Regions from separate parts of the Mus musculus genome. Here all the other regions are linked to region 1. A link is a loop called in an ENCODE intact Hi-C map of the cell type or tissue named here. Cell type or tissue: left cerebral cortex. All regions are shown on one strand. Links, peaks and the distances in the headings refer to the core of each region. The heading gives the core; the rest is flanking DNA.

What was found. Peaks named below come from ENCODE experiments on the same cell type or tissue, not always from the same donor. Only the 100,000 strongest peaks of a DNase experiment are listed, where the experiment ranks them.
Region 2: a loop joins it to region 1, with 9 times the contacts of the local background. A loop is called at or near these places in 21 of 42 quality-filtered maps.
Region 3: a loop joins it to region 1, with 7 times the contacts of the local background. A loop is called at or near these places in 3 of 42 quality-filtered maps.
Region 4: it touches region 1 in a loop (4-fold over the local background); 5 of 42 quality-filtered maps call a loop at or near these places.

Annotation. Positions count from the first base shown.
Region 1 is chr7:66,836,936-66,841,516 of GRCm38, forward strand. Adamts17 (a disintegrin-like and metallopeptidase (reprolysin type) with thrombospondin type 1 motif, 17) reads left to right here and starts at 2,800. Exons shown (of 23, transcript NM_001033877.4): 1 at 2,800-2,976; 2 at 3,313-3,683. The coding sequence starts at 2,901. It overlaps Gm33627 (a long non-coding RNA gene), which reads right to left and starts at 2,856. Exons shown (of 4, transcript XR_391554.2): 1 at 2,772-2,856; 2 at 1,777-1,861. In left cerebral cortex, for the core only: CTCF peaks have their summits at 2,613 (motif pointing left) and 3,707; DNase peaks (open chromatin) are centred at 2,669, 3,306 and 3,717; H3K4me3 peaks cover 1,509 bases; H3K27ac peaks cover 1,351 bases.
Region 2 is chr7:66,709,277-66,713,857 of GRCm38, forward strand. Lins1 (lines homolog 1) reads left to right here. Exons shown (of 8, transcript NM_152815.2): 5 at 18-159; 6 at 883-1,470; 7 at 2,597-2,768; 8 at 4,525-4,581. Among named protein-coding and RNA genes, the nearest start is that of Lins1, 22 kb to the left of the region's middle. In left cerebral cortex, for the core only: a CTCF peak has its summit at 2,091 (motif pointing right); a DNase peak (open chromatin) is centred at 2,082.
Region 3 is chr7:66,105,653-66,110,233 of GRCm38, forward strand. Chsy1 (chondroitin sulfate synthase 1) reads left to right here and starts at 3,840. Exons shown (of 3, transcript NM_001081163.2): 1 at 3,840-4,575. The coding sequence starts at 4,259. In left cerebral cortex, for the core only: CTCF peaks have their summits at 2,475 (motif pointing right) and 3,369; DNase peaks (open chromatin) are centred at 1,228, 2,489 and 3,826; H3K4me3 peaks cover 865 bases; H3K27ac peaks cover 728 bases.
Region 4 is chr7:66,687,825-66,692,405 of GRCm38, forward strand. It overlaps Asb7 (ankyrin repeat and SOCS box-containing 7), which reads right to left and starts at 1,737. Exons shown (of 6, transcript NM_080443.2): 1 at 1,276-1,737; 2 at 999-1,096. Lins1 (lines homolog 1) reads left to right here and starts at 2,065. Exons shown (of 8, transcript NM_152815.2): 1 at 2,065-2,199. In left cerebral cortex, for the core only: a CTCF peak has its summit at 2,463; DNase peaks (open chromatin) are centred at 1,976 and 2,342; H3K4me3 peaks cover 2,430 bases; H3K27ac peaks cover 1,082 bases.

The sequences.
Region 1 (4,581 bases), core at 168-4,167:
AACCAAGAAGTCACCATTTTAGCATCTCAAGTGTATGACTCATAGCATCAAATGCATTAGCAGTGTTGCACAGCCAGCGCCATTATCATCTCAAAACCTTATCAGCATCCTACATGGACGCTCTATGCTTATTAAGTAACACCTCTTGCTCCCCAGCTTCTGGCAATCTCTGTCTTATACATTGAACCATATGGTAACTTTATATTTAATTTTTTGGGACATTTCTCAATACTTCAAAAGAGACTGCCCAGTGTTACTTTCCCACTATGAATGGTCAGATTCCAGTCTCTTCATTCCCTCACTGACTATGGTTCCTTTGCAGTGGTTGGTTTTAGAACATAAGACAAACAGCATGTAATAAACAGCCTCTCTCTGCTTATTTGAGCCCAGCAGAGCTCTGATATTAGCAACTAAGTGTATTTGTTAGACACAGTCTAGTTACAGAGAGTTGGTCATGGTTTCTCTGTGAGTTGTGTCTTTCAAAGCATCCTTCATTGTGGAAGAACACTTTGAGCGGCATACATACAAGAGGAGAGACAGCATTGGGCTGCTGATCATCTGGCAAACGTTTATTAGTGTTCCTATGCATCAGCAATGCCTGGGGTGCTGCGTACAGACATACACATTAGCAAGGTGGGGTTATCTAAACAACGGAGGCCTTCCATGTCCCACTGCTTTCTCGCTTACAGAGGACTATTTAACATCTGGCCCCTAATCATTGTTGTTGTTTTTAATCCAACCTCCATGAACTTGCCAAACTGAAACAGCTCCAGACAAGAAAGAATGACAAACAATGAAGGGAGAGGGGCATGGGTTCGATGCTTGCTTAGCACATTTGACAGCTGGAGTGTTGTTGGGGTAGTCAGCAGAGAAGACTGCTCACACGTGGGTTTAAGCCAATAGAAAGTCTATCAGCAAGCCGGCAACTACACAGCATGTTCAGGACCTCAATGTAGTCCTGAGCCTTCTTCAGGGTGAGCTTTTGAGCATAAAATCCATGTCCTGGGTTGATATACGGTTAATGAGAACAGTTAGCCAGAGGCAGAGCTACAGAAACCAAAGAGCAAGGTTAGTAGTCCATTTAGAGACTTTCCTATAACTATGGTTGTTATGGGCCTCTGGTTTGGTTTTGGAGGGTGATGCTGAGTTTTACAGCCTAAACAGTATCTCCATCCTGGAGTCAGTTGTGCTAATATCTGGGGCCCTGTTACAGGAGGAGTCTCTGAAACATCTGATTTAATCAATCACTTTTCTTCTTTTATTCATATATTCAGTAAATCTAACAAAGTGCTAATGGTATGTCAGGTATCTCGCAGACCCTTGTTATTATTTTCAAGAGTAGTCCAAATGATTAGAAGTTCACCCTCCAAGGGGAGGCAGTATAGCTTAGCTCCTTGATTTACAGAGAAAAAACTGAACAACTCTCAGAAGAAAAACATTCCTGGGCTGTCAGAATAGCTAGCTGCTGTCTGACCACACACACACACACACACACACACACACACTCACACAGGGCTAAGGCTTCTCCTTTTCTTCCTGTTTCCCATGACATGGTTGAGGTCACAGTCAAATTCTCATGGTCAAGTGAGGCAAAGCCCTACTCATTCATAGCCACCAACAGAGCCTGACCCATGCTGCCAGTCACCCGAGGGTGCCAACCGGTGAGTGACAGCCACTAGATCAGAGACTGGCTCGGCAGCACATTCTGTGATACGCCTTTGTGGAGAGCTGCAGACAGCTTACCAGGACAGGGGCACCAAACTTAGGGAAACTCACCAGTGTTTACCTCGTCTCTGGATGCTTTCTGGTAATTCAGCCCTGTGATGAAGTCTGGATCCTGTGATGAGGGGTGAGTAGGGGCCTTTTTGAAAACAAGCAAGCAAACAGACAAAAAGGGAGAGATGAGGAGCCATCTGTGACTGCTGTGGTATCCCTGTGCTCAGTCAGTCCTGCTATCTGTAGGACAATTTTAAAGAGGCCAATGGGATTACCCATAGGGGTCTGCTAGGGATAATATCTGGCTAGATTCTGCTGGAAAATTGAACACTCATTCTGTTCGTGAAAGGCTGGGTTCAAGTTCAGGCTCTGCCTCTCAGCTCTCCAGGGTCCTGCGATGCAAAGCGCAGCTAATATACCTCCCTAAACACACCTGACCTAAAGTCAGGATCACAGACACAAGACACGGCTCTGACAGATACTAGCTGTCCAATTTAAGCAGGCTCCTTACATTTCCTTTTTCTCAGTTTCCCAGTCTTCAGGGGAGTGTTATTATGCTCTCACCTTCTTGGATTCTGTGAAAGTATAGACTGCAAGAAGCCTGCGGGGTGTGGACAAACACCATAGATATAGAAGTCAGGCATGAATTCAGGTGTGCTAGGAACACTGGGCTGCGTCTTTCCAGCCCAAACTAATCAAAAATAGGAGTCACTTCAATACATAGAGATTTTCTTTTTCTTGTACTGAACTGGTTGGTCTGGCCTATCTTCCTAGGAAGCCTCAAAGGTGATCTCCCAAATGTGAACAAACTGAAGACCAGGCTGGTGTCCTCCTGGCTGCTCCAAGATGCTGCAGCTGAGCCGGCTCGCGCCTGCCACCTGGTGTCACAGCCTACCTACTGCCTAGAAACCACGTGTAAGAAAGTGCTTACAACCTAACTACGCACGTTGGTTTCGACCGGCCCTAACCAATACGGACAGGGAAGGCGGGGCAGAGAAAAGCAAAAGCCCAATCACCGCCTACTTTCCAAGGAGAAGGTGGGGCTTAGTATTTACCATGTTGGGTTTGTCCGCAGCGCTAATTACTTTTTCCAAAGGCTGCAGGGCTGCACTCCGGTTGGCTTCGCCGCCTCGCGAGTCCCTGCTCTATCACTACAGTCTTGGGGGCTGCTGGTCCCAAGTACCATGTGTGACGGCACCCTGCTGCCCCCTCTCGTCCTGTCCTTGCTGCTGCTGGTGTGGGGGCTGGACCCGGGCACAGGTAGCGTTCCTAGCTCTCGCGGCCACCTTCCCGGTGCCTTCCCGAAGCATCCCGGCGCCCGGGTGCATAGGTGGACCGCTGACAGCATCCCCTGAGGAGGAGAGTGAAGGCCGCGGCCGGAGAACTGGTCTCTGGTTCCCTCTCGGCACGCGGATGGCGAGCTGACCCCCGGTGCGATCGAGTGGCTTCGCCAGCTTGGAGAGGCCCGGCTCGGGGAGGGAAGGGAGTGCGGGGTCACGGCTGCGCGATACCCACGGAGCCTTGCGAGTCAGCGCCGGAGCGGCCGGCAGCCCTGGTGGCCAGGCTGGTGCTGACGCGTGTCCTCTCTCCCCGCAGCTGTCGGCGACGCGGCGGCCGACGTGGAGGTGGTGCTCCCGAGGCGGCTGCGCCCCGAGGACGTGCACCTGCAGTTGCTGCCGGGAGCAGCGGGGCTCCGGCGGTGGCGGCGACCGCGAGCATCTCCAGGTGGCCATCGAGCAGGGCAAGGAGAGCGCGCCCTGCTACTGCACCTGCCGGCCTTTGGGCGCGACCTATACCTGCAGCTGCATCGCGACCTGCGTTTCCTGTCCCCAGGCTTCGAGGTGGAGGAGGCGGGTGTCTCGGGGCGCAGCGGACATCCTGCCGAGCTGTGCTTCTACTCCGGACGAGTCCTGGGCCACCCGGGCTCCCTCGTCTCCCTCAGCGCCTGCGGCGCCGCCGGCGGCCTGGTATTGCCCGCGCCCCCTATGGGTCTGCCTTGCCCAGTCTGTTACTTCTCCTGGGGTGGTCCCGCGGAGGGCTGGGCGGGAGAAGACCTACCTTCCCATCTCCTTCACTTGGCCCTTTCAGACTGTGCCTTCCTAGGAGAGAGAACACAGGGGAAGGCCTGTTATTGTCCTGGCTTCTGTTGTGTCCTGAACCTGGCCGAGGTGGGGTTGCATTGAGAAATTAGCTATAGCTCACCTAGAGGAAAGAATATGAACCTGTCGTTCCCACTCTGACAGCATCAGCACAGGTGTGTATGTTTTCTGCACGTTATGGGGAAGCTCTAAAGTGTTCATTCCCTGTCTAGGAATGGGGTATCTAAGCACTTCTCTTCTGTCCCTTGAGCCTTCTTACATTAGGAGGGGACCCCAGGCAGGCCATGGTTAGTCTCATTTTTGCTAGCTGAAAAGGTAAGACCAAGAGAGGAACTGTTGTCAGTATCTCTAGTGCCTTACTCTGCAGTAGGTATTTATTTATCTGGATGCTCCCTCGGTGAGAACTGTGCGGTGCTCACCTGTCCCAGGGGAAAGCCCTGCTCTTACTCTTTTTCTTCTCGAAGACCTTGCCTCGCCTTGTTGAGACACCTGTGACAAGTGCACGGAGAGGCACAGAAGTTTGGGGTGGTTTTGCTGTCTTTGTGCTCACACTTGAGCACTTGGCTACGTTGGTGCCCAGCCAAGTTCTTCTCTGCTTCTCCAGGGTGCCCCCAAGAAGAGCACGTGGCTGGCAGATGGTTTGCCCTCCCCACCCCCCAAAGCCTGGCATCACTCAGTTTACAATGTCTGTGCTGTTTCCCTACATTTGTCACAGCAGACCTCTGGGGTAGTGGGCCAGAGAAGCCACCCCTTCACTTGCTTTCTA
Region 2 (4,581 bases), core at 291-4,290, 130 kb before region 1:
TTTCCCCTCATTTGTAGAAAATGTTAAGTAATTCCTGGGTCACTTTCTGCCAGAAGCATCTCTCGGAGTCCTCTGAGAGTGGTGAAGCAGTGCGTTGCCTCTGGATCCTTACAGCTGTGATAAAAGAGATCCTTAAAGACACACATTCACAGAGAGCAGGTAGAGATGGCCTGTCCACAAAGGATTACCACCTCAGGGGCTGGGCATTTATAATGAAGAGTAAGACTCATGTTATACTCATCTCTCTTGAAGTATGGAAAAATCTACGATCTTGCCCGATTTTTTTATTGAACATAACCTTGGAGTGGCGTGTGGTGTATGTATTGGGTGTATGAACGTATGCGTGTGGATATGTGTGTGCTTGTAGAGGCTAGAAGTCAATCTTCGGTGTCTTCCTCGATGCCTTTCCCATATATTTATTGAGCTAAGATCTCTCAGTGAGCCCAGAGCTCATGCGCTGAGCCAGGATGGCTGCCAGTGAGCTCCAGCTCTACCTCCCAGCACGGGTGTTACAGTTGTGTGCCACCATATCTGACTTTTCTGTGACTGCTAGCCATCCTAACTCAGTAAGCATGCTTACGCAGCAAGCACTTTACCAGATGAACTATCTCTCGAGGTAACCTTTTAAAAAAGAAATGAAAACTTAATCATCAACCATCTCTTGTAAAGTCTGCCCATATTCATAAAGCATGCATTAAGTTTTAGTAATTAGCTGTTAATCTGTGTATTCTCAGTTGGTCTTATTAGAGGTAACTAGTCTTAAACCTATTTTTTTTATCTTACAACGTTATTTACACACACACACAGATTAAATTGTAAACTTTTGTTTTAAGAAAGCTTTTGTTCTTCCTGTTGCTTATAACTCCTGTTTTATAATTACAGAAAGTCTAAAGCAGCTCTTGACTCCTTTTGACATTACTTTTGAAGTGTTCTACAATTCCTTATTTTCCCAGCATTTTGGAGACTTCCAGAGCCCCTCTAACTTAGCCAGCAGCCTGATGTGCTTTCTGGAGCTGCTTGAGCTTCTCGTAGCCTCCAGAATCCACCTGAAACTGCACTTCAGGAGCCAGAGGATGCTATTTTTGAAACCCCATGCTCTAGATATTCTTGCCTGGCCTATTCCAGCTTTTATAAAAAGGAAGTTGGTTATACTCGTCAAAAAGTGCCTTCTCTGTAAAGTGGGCGAAGACCTCTGCCGGGAACCTGCGCCCTCCCTGATGTCACCAGATCACCTTCTGGACAGTGACATGCTCACTTTAGCTGACACACTTCTGCACGCTGTACATGTGGGGTTGTGGAAGGCACTGGCTGTTTCTGGAAAGCCTTCCTGCTTTGGAGGGGATGAAGTTCAACCTGGATGCAGACTCAGGACTGGTCCTGATCACGTGACCCTGAGAGCAGCAAGCTTAATTACAGTGAAGTCCTTAGAAATCAAGTCCCAGAATTGCACCTCAGCAGCTGAGATGAAAGGTATTCTCTAGGCTCCTTTTATTCAAAATTCTATACAATTCAGTTTTCACTTACGAAGAGGACTCATGACTATTGAGTACTGAGGCTAGTATCAGTTCAGTAATTTAGCTGTGTTTTCCTGGCTAAACTTAGGAAATACTTTTTAAAGGTAAAGGGGGTTGTAAGGGACTGGAATTTCAAGAAGCATGTGAGCTTTTTTATACAATTAACATGCATTGGATAATGAGTACAAAAATAGTTGCTTTTTGAATCACTACTAAGCAAATGGAAGTCAGCTCATATTTAATTATATTATTCATAAAAGCACCCAGACTATTCATATTGATTACTGATAATCAGAAGTTATGTTGACACTATTGGGAAGTTCTGTTGATAAAGGAATTGTTGCACATTACTTGAAAGTGACAGTCCGGGTTGAGAGTGCCTGGAAGAGTAGTTTTCAATGTGGTGTTGAAGAGGACATGTCTTCCATGGCACCAGGGAAGTGAACAGTGCAGGTCTCCAGGCAGGCTGCCTGCAGTTACTAGGAGAGAGCATTGATTTTTCAGCTATGGTGACCTCTCAGGATGATCTAGGGATCCTAGGATGTTTTAATTAGCACGATTACAGTTTATAACACTAGGTGGCATCTGTTACATAATTCAGAGGTTTGAGTTGCAGTTAAACTCCCAGAAGTCTAGATTTTTGCCATACTTGTACTTTCTTTTGGTTCTTAAACAAACAAAAGGAAGGAAGGAAGGAAGATTTTTCTGTCGTTTTGAAGCTATTTCTTTTTATGACTTAGCAGTCTATAGTTAGCAGAAAGCTGTGGTCACCAAGGAAGAGGCCTTTGCCCACTCAGTTTTACACCCTGCTGTCATCGTGAGATCACATAGTTATCTCTTAGACAAACAGTGACTCGATTTTGGCAGGTAGATGCCCAGACCGTACCTTTTAAACGTGTGTCCTTCCATAAGTCACCTTTGCTGTCCTCATTTCTCCATTGTGGATCAGATAATACCTCGTCTAGGGCTTTCTGAGAGTGTGGATTACAGTAATGCATACACAAATTTGCATATGGACAAGATGGTATTTGTGTGTTTATAAGCAAGCATTCCCTGAACTTCGACATTTCTGTCATTTGAAGTTGCCTTGCAGACGTTCATGTCCGAGCTACTGGCCTTCTTAAAGCCTCACCTCCAGCCCTCTCTACAGCCACACAACCCATGCGAGTGGCTGTCCAGGGTCTTCATAGAGCAGGACGATGACATGCTGGAGGCTGCCAAAGCCTCCCTGAGCATCTACCTCCAGCTGACCAGGTCTGTGTATTTCTAATAACTTGGGCTAGAAACACACACATCAGAAAGTGGGTTTCTATCTGGTGCATTATTCTTTTCCCTACTGGGGTAGACTCTCTTGTGATTTCCTCCTGCTTCAGCTCTGCCTTGCATGAAAATGGATGCGATTTGCATTATACTCAGGTATTGCTTGTGTGAGCAGGGGAAGCCAGTACCAGCTCTGAACCTCAGCTGGTGGTTAACATTGTTTTTAAACCTCCAAAACTACTTGTCTGAATTAAGCTTCTATCTGCTGTGTTTTGCCTTGTCAAAGCGACTGCAAATATAGAGAATCAGAGGAGCTTTTCCAAACTGGCATTTCATACACTGACACCTGGGCTGTTCCCCCTGGAGGCACATTGCTGGGACACTGGCACCCAATTGTGTTTCTGCTCTATCCTTGCAGCAGTGTGAGAATTGTTTCTGAAGCTGACAGTGCTGATCCTTTCCATTATTTCAGCCCTGCTTCATTTCCCTCTCCCTTGGCCTGGGAGAAGGGCTTTCACACTAATGATTGGCAATGCAGCCTGTGCTTGCTACATTAGGACCCGCTGGCAATAGCTCTCTGTTTCTTTCTCTCTCTCTCTCTCTGTGTGTGTGTGTGTGTGTGTGTGTGTGTGTGTGTGTGTGTGTGTGTGTGTATGTGTATAGTGTGTGCATGTATGTAGTGTATATGTGTGTGGTGTGTGTGTGTGTGTGTGTGTGTGTGTGTGTGTGTGTGATTAATTTGCTGAGGGCAGCAATACTGCTTTCCATCTGTGAGTGGGGCCAGTTTCAAAGGTGTCACTCAAGTGCAACACTCAAAGTATTTCAAAGGTTCTACTCAAGAAACAGAAGTCCTGGTAGTGTATCAACTCCTGATGGAAAGTTCAAGAGTGGATCTTGATTGCATTGGGCACTGCCCTTTTACTCCTCCTCTGGTTTATGTGAGTCTCATTGCTTTCGCTTTGGTTCACAGTGTGGAGAGAGGGAGATTTCCACGCCTTGGGTATGAAAATGTCACCATGCTAAGGTTTTCTTGTTTGTAAATGACAGAGACCAATTCAAATTGTTTTAAACAAAAATAGAAAAATTTTTGAGGCCTGGTTGAGAGCTCTAAGGGCATCAAATTGGCATCAGGTAAAACTGTGTATATGTGTGTGTCCGCATGTGTGTGTACACATCTGTCTGTCTCTTGTGTCTGTCTGTGTCTCTCTGTGGTTGGATGTCTATATATGTGTGGTTGTTTCTGTGTGTGTGTGTGTGTGTGTGAGAGAGAGAGAGAGAGAGAGAGAGAGAGAGAGAGAGAGAGAGAGAGAGAAATCATGCTAGCCATTATTTTTCCTGATTATGATCTCACAGACTGACTCCTCCTCGGGTCTGGCCGCCAGCAGCTTCTAGCTTCCTTTTTATCAGTCTTAAAGTTGTAATGTTTCTTAGCTGTAGAGATATCTCTGGGAGGATCTGATTAACTGTGGATCTAGAGGCCATGTTCTGACTGGTCAGTCTGGGGTCACACGTCTACCCCTGATGAGATAGTTTGGTGTTGCATTTTAAACATGGACTAAGTCGTCCTGGAGAGGGGGCTTCTGATGTAGAAGAAAGGACAGAAGGCTTTTGTGCAGACAGAAACTAAAACTGGTCAGTGGTGAGCAGATTCAGTTTTGATTTGTTTCCTTTTAAAGCGATATGCAAGTAAGTGTGCAAACATGTTTGTAAAGACCTGTGAGCCTGAGCCCTCCCTTGTCTGCATTTTCAGAGAGTGGGATGCTTCGGCAAGTCTGACCCAAGAAAAGGAAGCATGGATCCGCTCCAC
Region 3 (4,581 bases), core at 141-4,140, 730 kb before region 1:
CTGGTCTGCACCTTCTGGTAGCAGCCCACATAAATGAAGAGAAGTTTTGCTGCTGGCCCTCACTTTTTATGTCAAGGTCACCTACCCCGCTGCTAAGGCATTCCTTTCCTGATACTAGTGCCTACTTCTTTGAGAATCCAGCAGAGACACCCAGCTTCATTGATGGAACAACTACCAGATGGCTGGACCTTCCAATGGGAGACAGCCATTGTTGGATCAGTTGGACTACAGCCAGTAAGCAAATCCAATAAACGTCATTCTAACGTATATAGGGTCTACTCATTCTGTTCCCCTAGAGAACCCTGGCTAATGCAAGCACTAAGGACGTCCTAGCTGACAAATGTCACATCCGCTTCTGTCAGGCAGCTGTAACATAATCAACAATGGATTGTCATTTCCTGCCTCAGACTGGAAATGCTCCAAATACAGGGAAATATTGAGGAAAAATTGGGGGGGGGTGGTATTGGGAATTGAACCCAGGCCATGTGTATAATAGGCAAACACTCAGCTATACCTGAAACCCTTCCTTCCCTCCTCTTCCCCTTCCCCTTCCCCTCCCCCTCCCCCTCCCCCTCCCCCTTCCCCTTCCCCTTCCCCTTCCCCTTCCCCTTCCCCTTTCCTTTCCTTTCCTTATTTAAGTTTGAAACAGGATCCCAGCAACTTTCCCAGGCCTTGCACTGACAGTCCTCTTGCCTCAGCTAGGAGTGCAGGCATGTGCTCTGAAGAATGACTAAGGTAATGAGGCTCTTGACTGTGAGTTTAAAGTAGTGTTAGTACTGAAGCAAAGTTCCACTGGACTAATCAGGGTTAAGTGGTGTTATTAGAGTGGCCATTGCAGTTGTTCATTACAGGCAGCAGACAGAACCGCTGAAAAAACAAAAGAAGCATTTCTGAACGTTTAACTTTTTTTTTTTTTAAAGATGACTGCTTTTCCAGGGACCTCTGTTTGAGGCTTGAGTCCAGTTGCTGTGTCTTTAAGGAAGCTTGTACAGGGAACCCTGTCAGCTATTTGAGGCATGCTGCCAACAAACAATTGAGGTATTTGCCGAAGGTTTCCAAGAAATTGCAGCAAATCCTACAAAATGTTATACCTGTTATAAAGAAGCAGTCACATGTATTAGCAGCAGAAAAAAAGTGCCACGTGAGCGAACAAAGCTGCCATCTGTGAGAGCAGGGGACGTAGGCAGAGATCAGTCTTAGTTACATCATAACGAATTGCACTCATGCAAGCAGAAAAGTAGGTGAGCTGCCACTTGGGCATACATTTTGAAACACCAGCCTAGAGCTGCTACCACGGAGCCCTTCGGGTGCTGCAGTGGGAACACCCACATAGAAACAAGGAACTGACAGATCCCAAGACTCTGGACTTGGCCAGGTAGGACTCAGTGTGGAACTCACATCCCATTCCGGGCTAGACATGCATCCAGGTCAGGTGGTATGTGTGCTATCAAACATCTACAAGGGGCTAGCAAGATGGCTTAGCAGGTAAAGGTGCTTGCCAAGCCTGATGACTTAAGTGCGATTGTCATGCTCCACAGAGTGGCGAGAGCAAACCAACTCCTCAAAGTTTCCCTCTGACCGCCACACGGGTATCATAGCATGAGCATGAACACGACAGACACACACTGAATAAATGTAGTAATTTTAACTCTCTGAGGAGCGACGCAGGGTCATAGCTTCTCTATTCATCAGTTGTTGACTTGGTAACTGACGGACTTCTAGGAAGCGGGGAGCTGGGAACAAGATGTTCAACATTCTCAGCAAATTCCTGACACACACACATTCCTGTCTTTTCATTGGACTTAAGTTTAGAAAATATAGACCCGTCGAAAGCAGGCTTGAAGATAGTGAGGGCATTGACTATGTCACAGCGTCCAACATCTGTGTCTTGCCAGATTTGCGCTTTATGTAAATCAGTGTGAATTATGAATTATGGGGCAGCTGCTGAACTTGGGGGCTCTGGTGACGTCTTGGTGTTTGTGGTTATGGTCTTACTGGAACCTTTCTCTATGGTTTCCCAGCCTGTAATTCATGGCTAGGTGTCCTGTATTTCCCAGAGACCACTGCTGGAATCTGGTCTTCACTACACAATGAATATTTTATCCTTAGATGTGGACCATCTCTTACAGGGAGAGTCAGGGGAGGGGAGGCGATGAACTATTTTTGAAATAAATCACACGTGTCAAAGAAAGTGGTACTATCCAAAGAATAAACAGGAGTAGCCACCATTCAGTGGTGGGGAGGACTGTGCTTCACACAGCTTTGTGGCTTAAACTGGAATATTTCTGTTGTTTGATTTATTAATCATGAAAAGGAGCTACAAGAATAGGCTGCCCATCCACCCACCCCACCCCACCCCACCCCACTCGAAGCACTCTTGTTTTGTTGTTGTTTTAATATTTATTTATTTTATGCACGAGTACACTGTCGCTGTCTTCAGATACACCAGAAGAGGGCATCGGATCCCATTGCAAATGGTCGTTAGCCCCCATGTGGTTGCTGGGAATTGAACCTCTGGAAGTCAGTGCTCTTAACCGCTGAGCCATCTCTCCAGCCCCATTTTCTATCTTTTTGTTTGTTTCTTTGATTGATTAAATGAGAACTTCTTAGGCTCTGGGACCGTAGTTCAGAGGATAGAGTACTGGCCCAGTGTATCAGAGGTCCAGTGGCTGATCCCTGGCACCAGGGCTGGTAGCACACAGGCCTGGAATTCAGGTGACTCCAGTTCCATAAGCAAGAGGATCTGGAGTTCAAAACGATCTGCAGCTTCAGCTAGCACCTGGGCTCTATTAGAGCAGGTCCAAGTGGCTACTTTGCGATTATAATCCTAACACATTGGTGACTAAGAAATAAAATTGGTATTTACAAACATTTGTCATGTGGGCACCCAAGTTGAAGGGCTTTCGTTTTTAACAAAACGTATAAAAGTTAAGACAGAGCAAATATAGGGAAACTGGTATCCAACTTAAAAATCCATTCAGCGAGCCTAACTTACTTGGAGACCTCCAGAATAGTAAGAGATCCTGTTTCAAAAAACTAGGTGTATGGCTCCCGAGAACCCATCCCCCACACCACGTACACAATCCATATCCGTTTTATAAATCTACTCTTAAAAATACTGACAGACTTAGGTGAGGGGGGTACTAACCAGCTCTCTGCTCACTGGGACTAAATACAGGTATTTATCATCTAGTGGTAACTCACCCACCCATCTCTTCAATATCCATTTAAAAAACTAATATGCCGGGCTTGGTGCCGCTCGCCTTTAAGCCCAGCGCTCGAGAGGCAGAGACAGATCTCAGATTCTCTGAGTTCGAGGGCAGCCCTAGCTACTTAGCGAATTCACGTTTCGCTCCCCAGCCCGCAAATCCCCTAGCGTTCCTAGGTGAACTGTGGCCGTGTGTGGCTCCAGCCCCGCCTGCAGCGTACAAAGCTGCAGTGTGGACCCCGCTGTCCTGGCCACCGAGTCGGGAGGTCGGCCCGGGGAGGGAAGGGCGTGGCGGCTCTCGGGGCATCTGGGGAGCCGGTCAACTCAGTCCACGTGCGGTGCCGGACCGCCGGCTCCCAATGCTGGCGACGGGGGCGTGGCCGCGGGTACCGGGCAGTGGGGGTTGGAGGGACGCCCGCCCCGCTGTCGTCGATGCTATCCCACGCCCCTCCTGCCTGGCCGCAGACTGCGGGGCGGGTGCTTTTTTTTTTTTTTTTTTGGTTAAACTTTGGCCACGTGAACTGCCCCCCATTCACTTTTGCGCCAATCACGAGGCGCGGACGGATCCCGAGAGGGGCCACGGCACGCCGCCGGCGGGCCGCTTCTTAACGCGCGGTGCGTGACGTGAGGGGCTCCTTTGCAATGGCGCGCTAAGCCGGAGGATGTGCAGCTGCAGAGGCGGCGCAGGGCACCGAGAGGGCGGGCGCAGCGCGAGCCGAGCCGAGCCAGCCGGGGGACGCGAGCCGCGGGAGCCGCTGTCGCCTCGCGCCGGAGTCGCCGGCCGCGCGCGCGGGGCATGGTCCCCTCTTAAAGGCGCAGGCCGCGGCGGTGCGGGCGGGCGCGCGGAACAAAGCGCCGGCGCGGGGCCTGCGGGCGGCTCGGGAGCCGCGATGGGCGCGGCGGGCCCGCGGCGGCCGCGGCGCTGCCCGGGCCGGGCCTGGCGGCGCTAGGGCGGGCTGGCCTCCGCGGGCGGGGGCGGTGGGCTGAGGGCGCGCGGAGCCTGCGGCGGGGACAGCGGGACAGCGGCCCGGCGGGCGGAGGGGCGCGGGCATGGCCGCGCGCGGCCGGCGCGCCTGGCTCAGCATGCTGCTCGGGCTCGTGCTGGGCTTCGTGCTGGCCTCGCGGCTCGTCCTGCCCCGCGCCTCGGAGCTGAAGCGAGTGGGCCCGCGGCGGCGCCCCAGTCCCGAGGGATGCCGGCCAGGGCAGGAGGCGTCGCAGCCCGGCGGGGCGCGCGGCGATGCGCGCGGGGCGCAGCTCTGGCCGCAGGGCTCGGCCGCGGAGGGCGTCCCGCGCGACAGGAACTTTCTCTTCGTGGGAGTCATGACAGCCCAGAAATACCTGCAGACCCGCGCCGTGGCCGCCTACAGGTGAGC
Region 4 (4,581 bases), core at 386-4,385, 150 kb before region 1:
ATCTCTCCCTATGGTTTATTTGTATACATTCTCTCTTTATATTAATGTTCTAAACTTACCTTTTGGGCATTTTCGGAGGCAGCAGAAATCTGAGCACATGACCTAGGTGCTTATATTTCAATCTAGTAAATTCTCTGTAAGGGTTTTAAAATGAGAAAACAAGAATGACCACTGCCAAAACCAAGCAGCAGATAGCTAAACATACCAAAACAATACTTTGTTTCAAAATTCCTGACTGTGCCACTATTGTCAAGGAGATACATTGTAAATTTTTATAAGTTCACCTAGAACACCAGAGATGTAACAAATACTATGTATCACTTCATAACAACTCCTGGTGTCCATCCACTTTTCTCACACAAACACACAAGAACACCCATAGTAAACTATATACTTTGTTTCCGGGGCTAATAGTGCTTTTATACAGTTCCTATACTGTTCCCATTCTTAAGCTACACACATTCACTTGTTCCAGGAAAACCAAATCCAATTATTTTCTTCAAAACCTGTAAGTTTCAGTCCTCCTGTTCACCTTCTGCTACTAAGTCATTATCAGTTAGGTAACTCTGAAGCTTTCCTGATGGAGGCATAGAGAGAAAAAAATGTACATGGGCAAAACAGTAAACTGTGGTTTAATTAAAAGCAGAATCATTCAGAATTAACAAGCAATTAACATGGAATTGAAGAATTCCTATGAGAGTATGTAAGGCGGGGAACTACAAAAAGGTCTCCAAGCCTCCGAGCAGAGTACATGACACAGTATACCAAAAGATAATGCAAAACACGGAAACGCTCTGATCAGGTCCCAGAAGACGTTTCTGGGCTAGAGAAGTTACTGGGGTGTTAAGGACCAGGCATGGGCAGTGCTTCTGGTTTTGCTAGGAAACTAGGATCTAAGAAAGCTTGCATTCCCAGGCAACCACCCTGGAAATAAAGCGTTACTTAATGAGGTAGGGGCCAGGAGTAAACAATGGGGGAAGGGAGGTCTGCCTCTTTACCTTTCAAGAGGATGCTGGTCCAAAGCACTCTGTTTATTGCTCCTCTGGTGGGTGGCCAGACCCCTTCTACTCGCGAGTGTCCTCCAGCAAGCTCAAACCTGGAAAACAGAAACCGATCAGTGGTGCAGTGATCCAGGGGCGAGGAGAGGGCTCTGAGGATGGGGGAGCTTAGCAAAGGCTGGAGGGTGGCAAGGGCAGGCAGGCTAGAGCAGGGCTTCTCCCCCAACCCCCACCCAGCCAGCCCCCTCCCCTCAAGGGAGGAAGAAACTGACTTTACCTGTGTCCTCAGTTGCAGCTCCTCTCTCTCCTTTCAGCCTCCTGCACATTCACCAACTTCTCCATTGAAGAAACACCCCAGGCAGGGCCGGACACCGTGTTCCTGATCCTCCTGGGTGCTTCACGGCCCCAACCCAGAGAGCATCCAGATAGTCGATCAGGCTGGGGGTGGCGGTCTTGGCCTCGGAGCAGCCTCCGGGAAGGGGCGCTGGGAGGAAGTGCCGGCTGGGTGGGGGGGGGGGGGGGCAGTCCCGGTCCAGGGGCTCAGACCAAGGGTCTGCCGCGCGCCGGGCCGGAGGCTTTCAGCTACCGAGGGACTCAAGAGGTCTGGGGACAGAGAGACCCTAAGTCATACCAGGTCCGAAGTGTCAGCAGCAGGGTGTCCCGACAGGGGGCTTTCGGGATGCACTTTGCACTGGGCCACCCCCGCCCCCTCCTTCCAGCACTTTGGGGTCACTGGGATGGGACCAAGCCTTCGACAGCCAATCAGCTGCCGCACTGGAGCCTGCGCTCCAAGCCGTAAACCAGATCCGCGGTGGGTGGGGGTTGGGGTAGGGGGTGGGGGCGACTTGGTTGGTTGGTTGCTTCCTTCTCCTCACACAGATGCCCCCACCCCCTGGCTGTCGTAAAGCTGCCCGCGGATTCGCGACAGTTAGAGGAGGCGGGCTAATAGAGGCTGGGACTTGTCTCCGATTGGTCGCTCTCCCTTCGTCCCCTCCGCTTCCCCGCAGCGGTTCTCCAGGCTCCACCCCCAGCCTGGAGACTCTAAGCGGTTGCTAAGAGACACTGTACTACGAATGGGGCTTCTACGCCTGCTGAGGGAGGGGCCGGCAAGGCCTTCCGTGGAGTACGGTGGCCTGGAGTAGGCAGCTGTGGGCACGAGTGGCCGGGCGATGGCTGCGTGGCCCGGCGGGATGGCAGCCAGGTAAGCAGGAGCCCAGGTTGAGCTGGGTGGCTGGAGCGACACGTGCGTGGCAGGCTGAGCGACGGGGGAGGCGACAGGGCCGAGAGCAGGCGATGAGGGCCCCTACTCGTCGTCGCTCTGCGGTGCTTCTTGGAAGCGAGTGGCGATGTTTGGTGCATCTGTCGGTCTCTGAGACCCGGTTAGCTTCCAGGCTGCCTCGCCCAGCCTGCGAGAGAGCACGCTCTTTGGGATCGCGAGGCTGGTTCAAGGGCTTGCCTGCGAGGATAGCGACCCTAGTGGTTTCTTGTGAATGAAAAGAGCCGGGGGAGGGGGGCGCAGAGTGGGCACATTGATACATTGTTTAAATGCATTGATTCTTTTAGCAAGTGTCTACTGGGTTGACACTACTCTAGTTGTTGGGGAGACTTTGTGAACTTTTCTTTCCTTTCTTTCTTTTCTTTCTTTTTTTTTCTTTTATCTTAACAAGAGAAGATGAAACTGCAGAATGATTAGGGAAAAAAAAAAACCCACAAAGTAATGGAATACAGTTTGACTAGGATGCGCTAGACTCTTAGATTGTGAGCCAGGTCTCCCAGAGAATGACATTTATGCTCTGTGAATGACAAAAAAAACTAGCCAACAAAGATCTGAGGGAAGGCCTTTACAAGCAGTTAATCTGAAGTGCAAAGCCTTTGGTACTTTAATAAGTTTAGGGGAACTGTGACTGAGTAAGGGGAAGAAAGATGGAAATGAGATTAGGGGGTGTGGGCAGACTGCAGATTTTGCAGGAATGTATAGGTCATGCCAGAATGATTCCCGTTTCTATGTTTTGCATTGATCACATAATAGAGAAAGCTGTTATGGGAATTGGATTCCTGGGGATGATGTAACCTATTGCGATATTTTGTTGCAGGTGGGAGTCAGTGTTCGATTTGCCTCTGGGTCTTTTTTTTTCTAGGCTGATACTCGTAGAAAAAGTATTCCTTTGATGTCTTCCACAGGAGTAACTTCTTTTTTTTTTTTTTTTTTTTTTTTGGGATTATTCAGACTTAAAAAGAGATTCTTTTTTTTTTATTTTTTTCATTTTTTATTAGGTATTTAGCTCATTTACATTTCCAATGCTATACCAAAAGTCCCCCATACCCACCCACCCCCACTCCCCTACCCACCCACTCCCCCTAGGAGTAACTTCTTATGTGGACAGACTAACTTCGCTAATTCCTAGAAAAGGTTATAAGTAAGAATAAGGGTTTGATGTGGTACCAAAACTGAAATATCTTGAAGACAATAATACTATGGCTTTGACAGGGAGTTTTGGGCTGGGCTGTCTATTCCTGACTTGAATATATACAAGAGTAGATAAAAGACAACGGAATATGATTTCCTCAGAAAAGGGGTTAGTGAAAGCCCAAGTTATCTTCTAATTGAAGAAGTCTTTGGGGGCCTCAGAGAAAGCATACAGATTATTAGCTTGTGGGCACAGAAGTAAAAAGACCCCAAAAGGCAGATCTTAAATGCCCTGCAAGGCCATGTGTTTTTGGAGTTTGGGACATCATCCTAAGAAAAATAGAAAGATTTTTCAGAATGTGGATGGGTGTATTGTAAGCCAAGATACAACTACTTAGGAAGGGATCTGTCCATGTCAAGGGTAGATAGAAATGGTTCACTGTAACTGATATGGACTGTAGTCACTGAGCTGAGGAGAGAGAGGTACAGGAAAAAGTGAGTTTGAAGGGCATGGAATGAGTTGAGTTGATGTTCAGGGATAAATGTTTATGGGTCTTCCCTCTCCAGGTGGAGTCCTGTAGGAGGCATGTGGGTTCTTCCTTACAGACTCACTGTTAGTATTCAGTGGAAGCCAAACACTACATTTTGAAATGTAATTTTTTCCCCTCTGTACTGACTGGTTTTGTGTGTCAACTTGACACAGGCTGGAGTTATCACAAAGAAAGGAGCTTCAGTTGGGGAAGTGCCTCCATGAGATCCAGCTGTGGGGCACTTTCTCAGTTGGTGTTCAAGGGGTGGAGGGCTCATTGTGGATGGTGGCATCCCTGGGCTGGTAGTCTTGGGTTCTATGAGAGAGCAAGAGGGGAAGCAAGCCAGTAAGTAACACTCCCTCCATGGCCTCTGCATCAGCTCCTGTATCCTGACCTGCTTGAGTTCCAGTCCTGACTTCCTTTAGTGATGAACAGCAATGTGGAAGTGTAAGCTGAATAAACCCTTTCCTCCCCAACTTGCTTCTTGGTCATGATGTTTGTGCAGGAATAGAAACCCTGACTAAGACAGCCTTTTTCTCACGACGCTGGGCAGTGGCAGCCAGCCATAGCTGGCAAGCAGCTGCACTATCAGGACAAACTATCCAGGATTTGTTGGTATATTGTGTTTTTACATCCCCTCATGTCT